Regions from separate parts of the Homo sapiens genome. Here region 1 is linked to region 2. Evidence: read pairs that join two places in POLR2A ChIA-PET (ENCODE). Cell type or tissue: Panc1. All regions are shown on one strand. Links, peaks and the distances in the headings refer to the core of each region. The heading gives the core; the rest is flanking DNA.

Region 1 (5,382 bases), core at 205-5,204, 250 kb after region 2:
GAGCAAAATGGTGCCACTGCACTCCAGCCTGGACAACAGAGTGAGACTGTCTCGAAAAAAAATAAAAAATTATATAAACTTACAATTAAATAGATACATTGAATTGAAAGATAAAAGTAATAACACTAAAACTCCTCACTTCTTAATTTACTATGTTCTCCCATTACCTATGCTCTTAAGATTATGATATCTGTTTGGTGAAAATTCTCTACAGTGTCTGCTCCTGTGCCTGTCTTCCCAACTCTGTGTTCAGTGACCTCCCCTTGGGAGTTTGAGATTGACTTTGGTGGGAGTATTTACACCATAGAAATGGGCAAATGCTATATACCAGGGTTTTCCTCCAGAGAACTAGTTATTAAACATTGACCAGCACCACTGATCACAACATTTGTGGTAGGTATTATAAGCCCTTTTAACACAGAAGCGACTGAGGCTTAGGAATGCTAAGTGATTTGGCCGAGATCAATGGCTAGGCAGTGGTGGAGCCAGAATTCGATTCCAGGTCATGTCATCTCTACTGCGTGGATATACCTTCGCGATTGCTGAAGAAGGAAAAATAAAACAGAAGCTCACTCCTTTCCAACCTACTCCCACCCCAGATGCTGCCTTGTGTCTGATTAGTAGAAGCAGAAGGTTGTTGGAGTTGGTTCCAATAGAAGAGTAGTAAGTCCTTGGCCTGGAAAGGAGGGAGTGAGACAAGAAGATGACAAGTTAAAGTTTTAAACAGACTGAAATCTCATTCCACTCACTTGAGCATTCAAGAGCTAGTGCTAAGTTGGCCAATTAAGAGTAATTTCATCTCTAGCGCCTCTTCGAGAGTTATTTAAATAAGACTTTAGAATTAATCTTTCATTTATCCCAAGAATGAAACGCCATTCCTACCCTCCACCCTCCCGCCACACACACACACACACACACACACACACACACACAAATGGAGCCACTCTTTTCAAAAGGATGAAGTGTGGTGTTAAATTAACCTTATTCATCCCACACCTGAGCTGCGGTTCTTCCTGAACTGTGTGGACCTAGCGTTAAGTTGTTGCTTCTTTCAGCTCCACGAGTATTTTTAAGTAGATTCAAAGTCCCTCTTGTGAATGAATCATGAACTCAGCAAACGTCAGAAGAGCCTAAAACTCATCAATTGGTAAATATCATTTGTGCAGTGTTTAAGAGGGCAGATAACTTGCCTCCTCATACAACCCTCATGCAGATGAGAAGTAGGTAATTAAGTCCATCTTAGCCATCTCCTCCCAACTCCTTTATTCTTCCTCGTGAGGATCTGCAGTCTCAGTCTTTGATCTTTCTTTGCTCTGTCCTGAAGTTTCCCCGGCCATGGAAGGAGTCTTGAGCAGAGTGTGAGAATGGCCAGGTGGCGGAAGTGTCTGAGAAGATCCTGCATCGATCCAGAAGCAGTGGGATAAGGAAGGAGCACTGGATGGAAGTCAGGTGTCCTGGGGCCCAGCGCTGGCCCTGCCACACATGGTGTGAGCGCTGAACCCCTGTCCACCTAGCAAAGGTCACATGATGTCCTGGACCCCTGTCCTGTCCTGGACCCATGTCCTGTCCTGGACCCATGTCCTGTCCTGGACCCCCTGTCCACCCAGCAAAGGTCACATGATGTCCTGGACACCTGTCCTGTCCTGGACCCCTGTCCACCCAGCAAAGGTTACATGATGCTGTCTGTAAGCTTCTTTTTATGGTTCTGATATCCAAAGCCACTTAATAGCGTGGAACTTCCACTTCTCCAGTTTAAAAGGTTAAATATGTATATCAGGCTGGCTGGGCTCAGTGGCTCACGTCTATAGTCCCAGCTACTGGGGAGGCTGAGGTGGGAGGATCACTTAAGCCTGGGAGGCGGAGGTTGCAGTAAGCCAAGATGGTGCCACTGCACTCCAGCCTGGGTGACAGCGAGCCCCTGTCTCAAAAACTGTATATGTATATAAGGGCCTACATTTTTGGTTAGGGAGAGAAAGAGAATGAATAAGAAGCTGGTTCTTGTATCTTGAGTCATTACAAACTCCTCTCTCTCCCCCTGCCTGAGGCGTCCTCCTTCTTCATTCTCTATTCAGTTTGCAAGGCTGTTATTCCTGCCAAATGAGTCATTGATGTGGGAAAGTTAATTTATTTTGGCAGACATCACCATTGCTCCGAGAAATAGAGACTATGCACCCACTGTCGCAGAAGACACAAATTATCGTGGTGATTCATTCATTCCTCCCTGCATTCATTCATTCCCAGAATACGTGATTGTTTCTGGAACATACACAAATGGGCAACCCTACCTGTTGTTTTCTGTCTCAGAGAGTAGATGTGAGAATTAAATGAGGTAATATGTAAAAGTGCTTATATAATAATAATAATAACTAATCCTGATTGAGCACGTATTACGTGTCAAGCTGCGTGGTAAGCCTTTTACCTGCTTTATTTATTGTCTTTGATCCTAACACTGCTCTGCAGGGCAGGGATAATGAGTACTTTATTTCAGAGATTCAGAGATTGAAGCTAGGGCAGGTCAAGGTGACCTGGCCACAAGTCATTAAACAGTGCACAAGTGGCAGAGGGAAGCCAGCCCTGAGTCTGGACTTGAAAATATTGCATCATGACCCATATTTATAAGGTATTGATCACAAGGCAGGCATTGGACTTAGAACTTGCTTCTTCTCTCCCATCTTACTCACTTGTCACACAAAACACCTGTGACGTGAGTGCTGTGATTAGCATCTCTATTTTCCAGCTGAGCAAACTGAGATTTGGAGAAGGGAGACAAGTTGCCCAAGGAGTCTCAATTACTGCAGAGCAGAGCTGGGTGCAGGGACAGGAGTCTGGGCTCAGAGGACACTCTGTCTTCACTGTGAGCAGAGAGAGCAGAGAGCTGGCACTTGGGATGTGGGTGTGCCATTTTTGTTAGCCACACTTACCATGAGCACCATGGTCACTCTCTCCAGGGTGCACACATGGTCCCAGGCAATAGATCCTGTGACAGAGACAATGCTGTGGGTTCACCAAATCTTATATTCAGGCTCTGAGACACACAAAGGGGCCCCGGCAATTGCTGAGCGCTGACTAATGGAATGTGGGAGTAAGTGATGAAGGTCACTTCCAGGTTGAGCCTTAAAAAAAACAAAATCCTGTGATCCTATATCTGCTGGCCAGACACAGCAGAGAGTCCCTTGGAAGATCCTGAGATCTTGAAGGACAATGAAACTATCAAATGGAGGATGCCTGGATCCCTGAGTGACTGCATGGAGCAAAGCTCTTTCCAACCTCCCAATTGAGCTGTATTGGACTGTGGTTTGGACCTCAACCTTTACTGGGGTACTCACTGAGATGGGGTTGTTTTTACAGCAGTTAGCTACCTTTACTCATACAGATGTTTTAAGAAGTGTATTGGTGCAATCCTAGCTCACTGCTGACTTGAACTCCCGGGCTCAAGTAATCCTCCCACCTTAGCCTCCTGAGTAGCTGGGACTACAGGTGGCAGCTATAAGAAGTGGTTTTTTTTTTTACATAATCATATTTTGGTCTCGAGTTGCCTTGGGAAAGGGCTTGCCTCCACCAGAACTCAAGCTTCATGAAGGTCTATTCCCTTGCTTTGGGTGCAGGGCCTGGCACACCATAGGTCCTCAGTAAATATTTGTGGAAGTGACTGAATGAACCTCTCATCTCAGAGGTCCTTTGCCCACAAGGACACTTCCTGGATGATGATGGGAAGAAGGTCTTATTCACGTGACTCAGTCCTTCATCCTCTCCCAACTCACTCCAGCTCGCTTTGCATATCTCCAGTATGGATCTGGGGGGACAACCCTAGCAGTAACATCAGGAACCTGCCTGTCAAACAGATGCCACTCTACAAATATCACGCTGACTTCACATCATCCCAATTGGCTGTAAAATCTGGGAAAAGCCAGGCAGAGTGGGCTCCGAGCTGCTCACACCACATTTAGATGTTTACAGAAAACCAATGCACAAGGATTTGCTCGAAAGCTAAATTTCCTCTTAGCCAAAGCCCAGAAATACCTTTTAAACCCTGAGCAAATAAGCCAGAGGAGAAGGCATTTTCCCTTTGACTGAGCCTTCAGAGCCTGGAGATCTTCAACTTTTCAAAGAATCAAGCTTGCTGCAAAAGACAGACTTCATGGGGATGGGACTCCCTCGCTGGCCACAACAGAGAGACTTTGCAGATTTGCCCTTTCGCCCCAGACCAGATGGCAAAAACAGCCACAAGCCCCAGGCCTGACTTCAGACTGCAAATAGAAACAGCCCCGGAATGCACGTCTAGGTCCACTCAGAGAGAGAACGCTGGCTCAAAATAAAATAAAAATGAGCAATTGTTTTAGAAAACTAACCAAACAAACAAAACCCTCTCCTGGTGGAGTGCTGAGCTGAGCGTGATGTACTCTGAATACAAATTTGCTATAACCAGCACTGACATTGACAATACTGGCTGTCATTTATTGAGCACTTACTATGTGCCAAGCGATGGCTTTACACAGGAACCCCATGGAATCCTTAAACAACAACCTTCTGAGACTGGCATTTTATTATTTCTCTTTTATAGATTCAGAAATGGAGGTGAAGAGAGGGTAAGAAACAAATTCAGGGCCGGGCATGGTGGCTCATGCCTGTAATCCCAGCACTTTAGGAGGCCGAGGCGGGTGGATCACTTGAGGTCAGGAGTTTGAGACCAGCCTGGTCAACACGGTGAAACCCTGTCTCTACTAAAAATACAAAAATTAGCTGGACATGGTGGTGCATGCCTGTAGTCACAGCTACTAGAGAGGCTGAGGCAGGAGAATTGCTTGAACCCAGGAGGTGGAGACTGCAGTGAGCCGAGATCCAGCCACTGCACTCCAGCCTGGGTAAGAGAGCAAGACTCTGTTTCAAAAAAAAGAAGAAACAAGTTCAGTAGTCCCAGCTAACTTGGGAGGTTGAGGCAGGAGGATCCCTTGAGCTCAGGAGTTTGAGGCTGCTGTGAGCTATGATTGTATCACTGCACCCTAGCCTGTGTGACAGAGCTAGACCCTGTCTCTAAAAAATAAAGAAAGAAATAAAATTAAAATTTAAAAAATTGTTTAAAAAAGTAACAAGTTCAGTTTCACACAGTTAGCAAGTGGCTGAGTCTAGATTCTAACCCAGCATGTCTGGGATTAAGCAGGTCTCAGTTCAAAACCCAGCTCATCTGGCTGTATGACCTTGGGCAAGTTATTTAGCTTCTCTGAGCATCAGTTTCCTCATCTGAAGACAAGAATAGTAACGGTAACTATTTTGTGAAGACGATATATGCAAAAGTACTGAGAATGTTCTTTTTCTCTCATTGCATTTGTGCATTGTTTTATGTATAATGCATTATTCATACTGCTGGCAGGTGGAAGCAGAACC
Region 2 (5,382 bases), core at 84-5,083:
TAAGTTCTGACCCACAGAGTCCATAGGCATAATAAAATAAACTGTTTTTTGCTACTGAGTTTTGATATTAGATGATATACATCCAGTGCAACCACTGTCCCAGGCAGAGTAGATTCATAACTCATTCACAAAAACAAAATTATTGTACTTCACACTAGTTTTGCAGTAACATAATCTGGATGATTAGTGTTGGATGATAAATCATTAAGGTAGAAGCAGTATACTGAGAGACGAACTAAATTTCAAAGGCACCCGATTTCATTTTAGAAAGCACATTATGAACAAAAAGATACAGATTCAGTGAAATGAAATGCTGAATTTACAATTTATATTACATATTAATAAGAAAATTTTTATGAGAACCCTGGTGATATAACAGGGTACTAGGACGGTCTCAGCGGTGAAGCAAACTGGCTATGTGGCTGAATTTTAATTCATGTATCTATTCATTCAGCAAGTGAATGGATATGATATCTTAGGCACTATTATAGGGGCTGAAAATTCAGCAGTGAACAGATTTTTCATAAAACTTTCATTTTAGTTGAGAGAGGCAGAGAGTAATAATTTTACTTATATAAAATTATTCAAACCCCTGTTAAATGCAAGTTAAATGCAATTAAGTCTTTTACCTTATTTACCTAAAAGACAACATGTCTTTTAACCCATGTTAACCATGTTATGCTATTTACGATGATACGCCAGTTTTAAAACAAGACCCCAAGTGTCTGACACTCCTCCCACTGAGAGGTAAGGCCTGTATTTCTTTCCCTTAAAAAATAGGATTTATGGTTGCTTCAAGGAAGGAGTAGGATGAAAGCAACACCATGTGGCCGGGCGCAGTGGCTCACACCTGTAACCCCAGCACTTTGGGAGACTGAGGCAGGCGGATCACGAGGTCAGGAGATGGAGACCATCCTGGCTAACACTGTGAAACCCTGCCGCTACTAAAAATACAAAAAATTATCCGGGTGTGGTGGCATGTGCTTGTAGCCCCAGCTACTAGGGAGGCTGAGACAGGAGAATCACTTGAGCCTGGGAGGCAGAGGTTGCAGTGAGCTGAGATTGTGCCACTGTACTCCAGCCTAGGCAACAGAGCGAGACCCCGTCTCAAACAAACAAACAAACAAAAAAGCAAGTGACAACACATAATCTCTATGGGTAGGTTAGAAAAGCCATGCAAGCTTCCATCTCATTCACTGGAACACTCGCTCTGAAAGTCCTGAGTAATAAATCTAACTCCTCTGAGGCCACTATGCTGAAAGGAAGCCTAAGTTACATGGAAAGGCTACTTGTAGGGACTCCAGTCAACAATCCTAGCTCATCCATGCCCTCACATGAGTCACAAATGTGAATAAAAAGGCCTCCAGATGATCTTGGCACCCAGCCATTCAATTATACTAGCTTTGCCAGCTGAAGGTCGAGACATCACAGTGCTGAAACAAACCATATCTATTATGCCCTTTCCAAATTCTTGACCTAAAGAACCTGTGAACATAATGAAATGGTTGCCATTTTATGCCACCAAATTTGGGGTGGTTTGTTACACAGCAAAGGATAACTGGAGCAAGTGGTAAGATCACACTATAATATAAGGAAGTAGTATTTGTTCTAAGACCTAATGCTATCAAGGAACCAGGCTCGTGAGATGAAGGAATAGCTATTCAAATAGGGAGAGGAGCAAGTACATGTCCCTAAAGCAGGAAGAAACTTTAGTATAAGTCAATCAGATACACAAAGGCTAGCTGATCAGTTTTGTGATCCTTGATGAGTTATCCAGAAACTATGTTCAGTATACACAGAAGCCACTGTGCTGCTTCAAGTGGGGCTGTTTTTCAAAGATTCCCTTTTTTTTTTTTTTTTGGTGGACAGAGTCTCACTCTGTTGCCCAGGCTGGAGTGCAGTGGCACGATCTCGGCTCACTGCAACCTCCGCCTCCTGGGTTCAAACAATTCTCTGCCTCAGCCTCCCGAGTAGCTGGGATTACAGGCACCCGCCACCATGCCCGGCTAATTTTTGTATTTTTAGTAGAGATGGAGTTTCACCATCTTGGCCAGGCTGGTCTTGAATTTCTGACCTCATGATCCACCTGCCTCGGCCTTCCAAAGTGCTGGGATTACAGGCGTGAGCCACTGCACCCGGCCTCAAAGATTCTTTTGGCTGTTGTTGTGTCTCTTGATGTTTAATGAGGAAACTGAACTAAGTGCTATGGTCCCTTCATATCTACCATGCAAATAAGTGTTTCTCAAATTGGGGCTCTAGAAAATCCTTAAGCTTAAAATTAATGCTTATTTGTGCTCATCAGAATGATCTTCTCATAACTGAGTATCACCACACAATCTCAAGGCTAATGAGAAGAGAACACAGACCAAAAAATAAGTGTGTATGTGTGTGTGTATGAGAGAGAGGGAGAGAGAGAGAAAGAACGATGCATTCACGCCAAATGAAGCCACAGTAAGTTATGCTAAAGTTTTACAGCATTTCAAACAAGAGGAAATGGTGGAAGACTTGAGTCATCACACCATCCACAGAACAGGCAAGCCAAAATTAAACAGATTTGTTTCTAAGAAGTCAGTACCAAATTTTTGCTATGAACAGAAACCTGCGTTCAAGTAAACATCAGGTGGCATATAATATTATGCTCTTAATCTGTATTTTTATCAGCTATAGTTTTGATTATATTTAACCTATAAAACCATTTCAGTTTTATAATCATATAGTAGCTAGAAGCATAATATAATCAAGTGTTTACATTAATAAGAGTGAACATAAACTGGTGACCTTCACAACATAGTAACACATATTACATGCACACTTTCATGAACATTTGATTTTCCTGAATAAACTTGAGATCCTAGGTGAACCACACCAATTATTTTAAGTTAACATAAACAGAAGACAATTGAGGTAAATCATCAGTAAAAATTTAAAAACCAAAAATAAGTTATTTTGAAATAATTCTGTGTTGGAATAGTCTTCTCCTTCCAACTCTGTCTTTACATGGCTAAATCCTTTTCATTCTTCATTCCCTGTATGAACATCTCAGGCCACTGCAGCCCAAATTTTGAGCATCTCTAAACTACCAGATATTGTCTATGCCATTCCTACACCTGCTGCTTGACATTGTTCGCTATTTTGTGCATCCTTCTTGTCACTAAGATGAATGATGATGTAGTGATAATGGAAGTAGTGGTGGTGGTATGATAAAGATGAGGACAACAATGGCAGTAGCTATCAATTACTCAGTGATAATTTGTGTTCCAATAACATAATTCACCTCCATAATACTCTTATGAGGTAGACAAATATAATCTCCACTTTACAGATATAGAAATCAAGTAACAGGAATTATGTAATTTTCTCAAGGCCAAAAAGATAACAAATGAATGAGCTAGAAACAGAAAACTCTGGTCTGCTTTGTAACACCAGTATTAAACAAAGTATGGGCCTTTGGAAACTCACGGGGTTTCAGAATCACAGAGGATGTGAAAGCTGGGTAAAAATTATGAGGTACTCATAATTTTGAAGTACTCATAAATTATGAGGTACTCCAAGTGACATTAAAATCCCAGGGAAACAGGCTTTGGAATCTATTAACAAGCTTTCCAAGTATATTCTTATATTGAAGATTAAGCAGCAGACTGCACCCAGCGTTATTTTGCCTCCATCTAGACTATGGTATTTCTGAGAATACAGACAACTTGTATAAACTTGTCTAAAAAATACGGTGTTGTACCTTGGAAACAGTAAGAGCTCAATAAATGCTTGTTACTTTTATACCTTTATAATGAGGTAATTTTTTTTTTTTTTTTTTTTTGAGATGGAGTTTTGCTCTTGTTGCCCAGGCTGGAGTGCAATGGTGCGATCTCAGCTCACTGCAACCTCCGCCTCCCAGGTTCAAGCAATTCTCCTGCCTCAGCCTCCCGAGTAGCTGGGATTACAGGCGCCTGCCACTACATCCGGCTAATTTTGTATTTTTAGTAGAGACAGGGTTTTACCATGTTGGCCAGGCTGGTCTCGAACTCCTGACCTCAGGCAATCCGCCCGCCTCAGCCTCCCAAAGTGCTGGGATTGCAGGCGTGAGCCACCACGCCCGGCCTGACATAAATTTTTAAAACCCATTATTTCAATTCTATATTTGTTAAAATCTAGAAGGATCTAAATACTCTACAAAATAAATTTTATAAAACATAGCCCTATTGTTTAGGTATTTAAAGCCTAGACTTAGGAGAAAAAAATTTTAATTTCAATAATTTTCAAGGACTTTTTACATATCAGGGTTTGTTGCTGTTACGTACAGGGACTGGAGTACAGGACAGGGAAGGGTGGTAACAACATTGAAGCTGTAAAGAAAGTGAAAGAACTGAAGACCTCTTGGGTGGTCCCTGGAATTCTCTCTCAATGTTCTTTTCTGCAAGGGAAGCAGCGGCCAAGCTGGAATGCTCACAAAGCTACAGCGTCTTTTTATGGGTTCCATCTAGCTCTAGAGTTTTATGATTCAGTAAGGTGGGTGGTAAATTAAGCTGCTGCTGTCTTCCCACAGACTTGTTTGTGGCCATCAGGACAAATCTGGGGAAGCTCAATTAACACATGTCTGACCTTGGTCAAGTCATAATTCCTCAAAAAACATCTGCAATATTGTGACCTAACAGAAAATTCTAAGCAAATGTTAGTCATTGACAGTGAAATGTGTGAACACTTTATTCTGCAGCATTTTTTGTTTCATTGTGTTTAACCAATCATTCTAAGCCAGTAAAGTTCAAAGTGTTTTAAGATAACTAAAATCTCTGACTTGGGATGTTCTCTTTAGTATTTAAGATGAAAGGGAAGAAAAAAGTGATTTCAAATCAAACCTCCCTTAAGTGCCTATTTGACTAGTAACTGCTTAAATTCAGGGTGATTCACACATTTGGTTAATGAAGGACACCATGAAACCTAACATAGTTGAGACATATTCCTGGAATTTCTGAATCCACAATGATTACCACCTTTGTTTTAATAAAAGTGGTCAAGAAGAGACTGGACTGTAGATGAGACACTGAACTTTCACTAGAAAAACATAAATGCACTTATATGCCAAGCCCTCACACTGCTAAGCAAAGACCCCCTGAGTCAAGAACATCACAGAGTATGCGTCTCAAATCTTAACTATGCCAACATTTCACGGTTTGAAAAAAGTAAACTTTATACAGTGTCCTATATGTCACTGTTGCATAAACTAAAAGATAAAACACACAGCAATTCAATGATGATTGATGAAAACTTATAGGTTCGCTAAATTACACTCACCTGGAAACAATGCATTATAATGCAGATTCTTCTTTTTTCAAAGAAGGGTATCACATTCTCTAGAGAAAATACTGCCTTTCAGGGGTCAGTATTATA

The links. ChIA-PET counts read pairs that join two places held together with the same protein. Peaks named below come from ENCODE experiments on the same cell type or tissue, not always from the same donor. Only the 100,000 strongest peaks of a DNase experiment are listed, where the experiment ranks them.
Region 1: POLR2A ChIA-PET joins it to region 2 with 12 read pairs; 5 of 35 experiments call an interaction of 5 or more read pairs at or near these places.

What each region holds. Positions count from the first base shown.
Region 1 is chr12:116,388,067-116,393,448 of GRCh38, forward strand. No RefSeq gene overlaps it. Among named protein-coding and RNA genes, the nearest start is that of MIR4472-2, 38 kb to the right of the region's middle. In Panc1, for the core only: no CTCF peak of the experiment used is centred there; a DNase peak (open chromatin) is centred at 2,085; H3K27ac peaks cover 5,000 bases.
Region 2 is chr12:116,134,060-116,139,441 of GRCh38, forward strand. The region is part of intron 2 of MED13L (mediator complex subunit 13L); the gene reads right to left. Among named protein-coding and RNA genes, the nearest start is that of MIR620, 12 kb to the right of the region's middle. In Panc1, for the core only: no CTCF peak of the experiment used is centred there; no DNase peak of the experiment used is centred there; H3K27ac peaks cover 726 bases.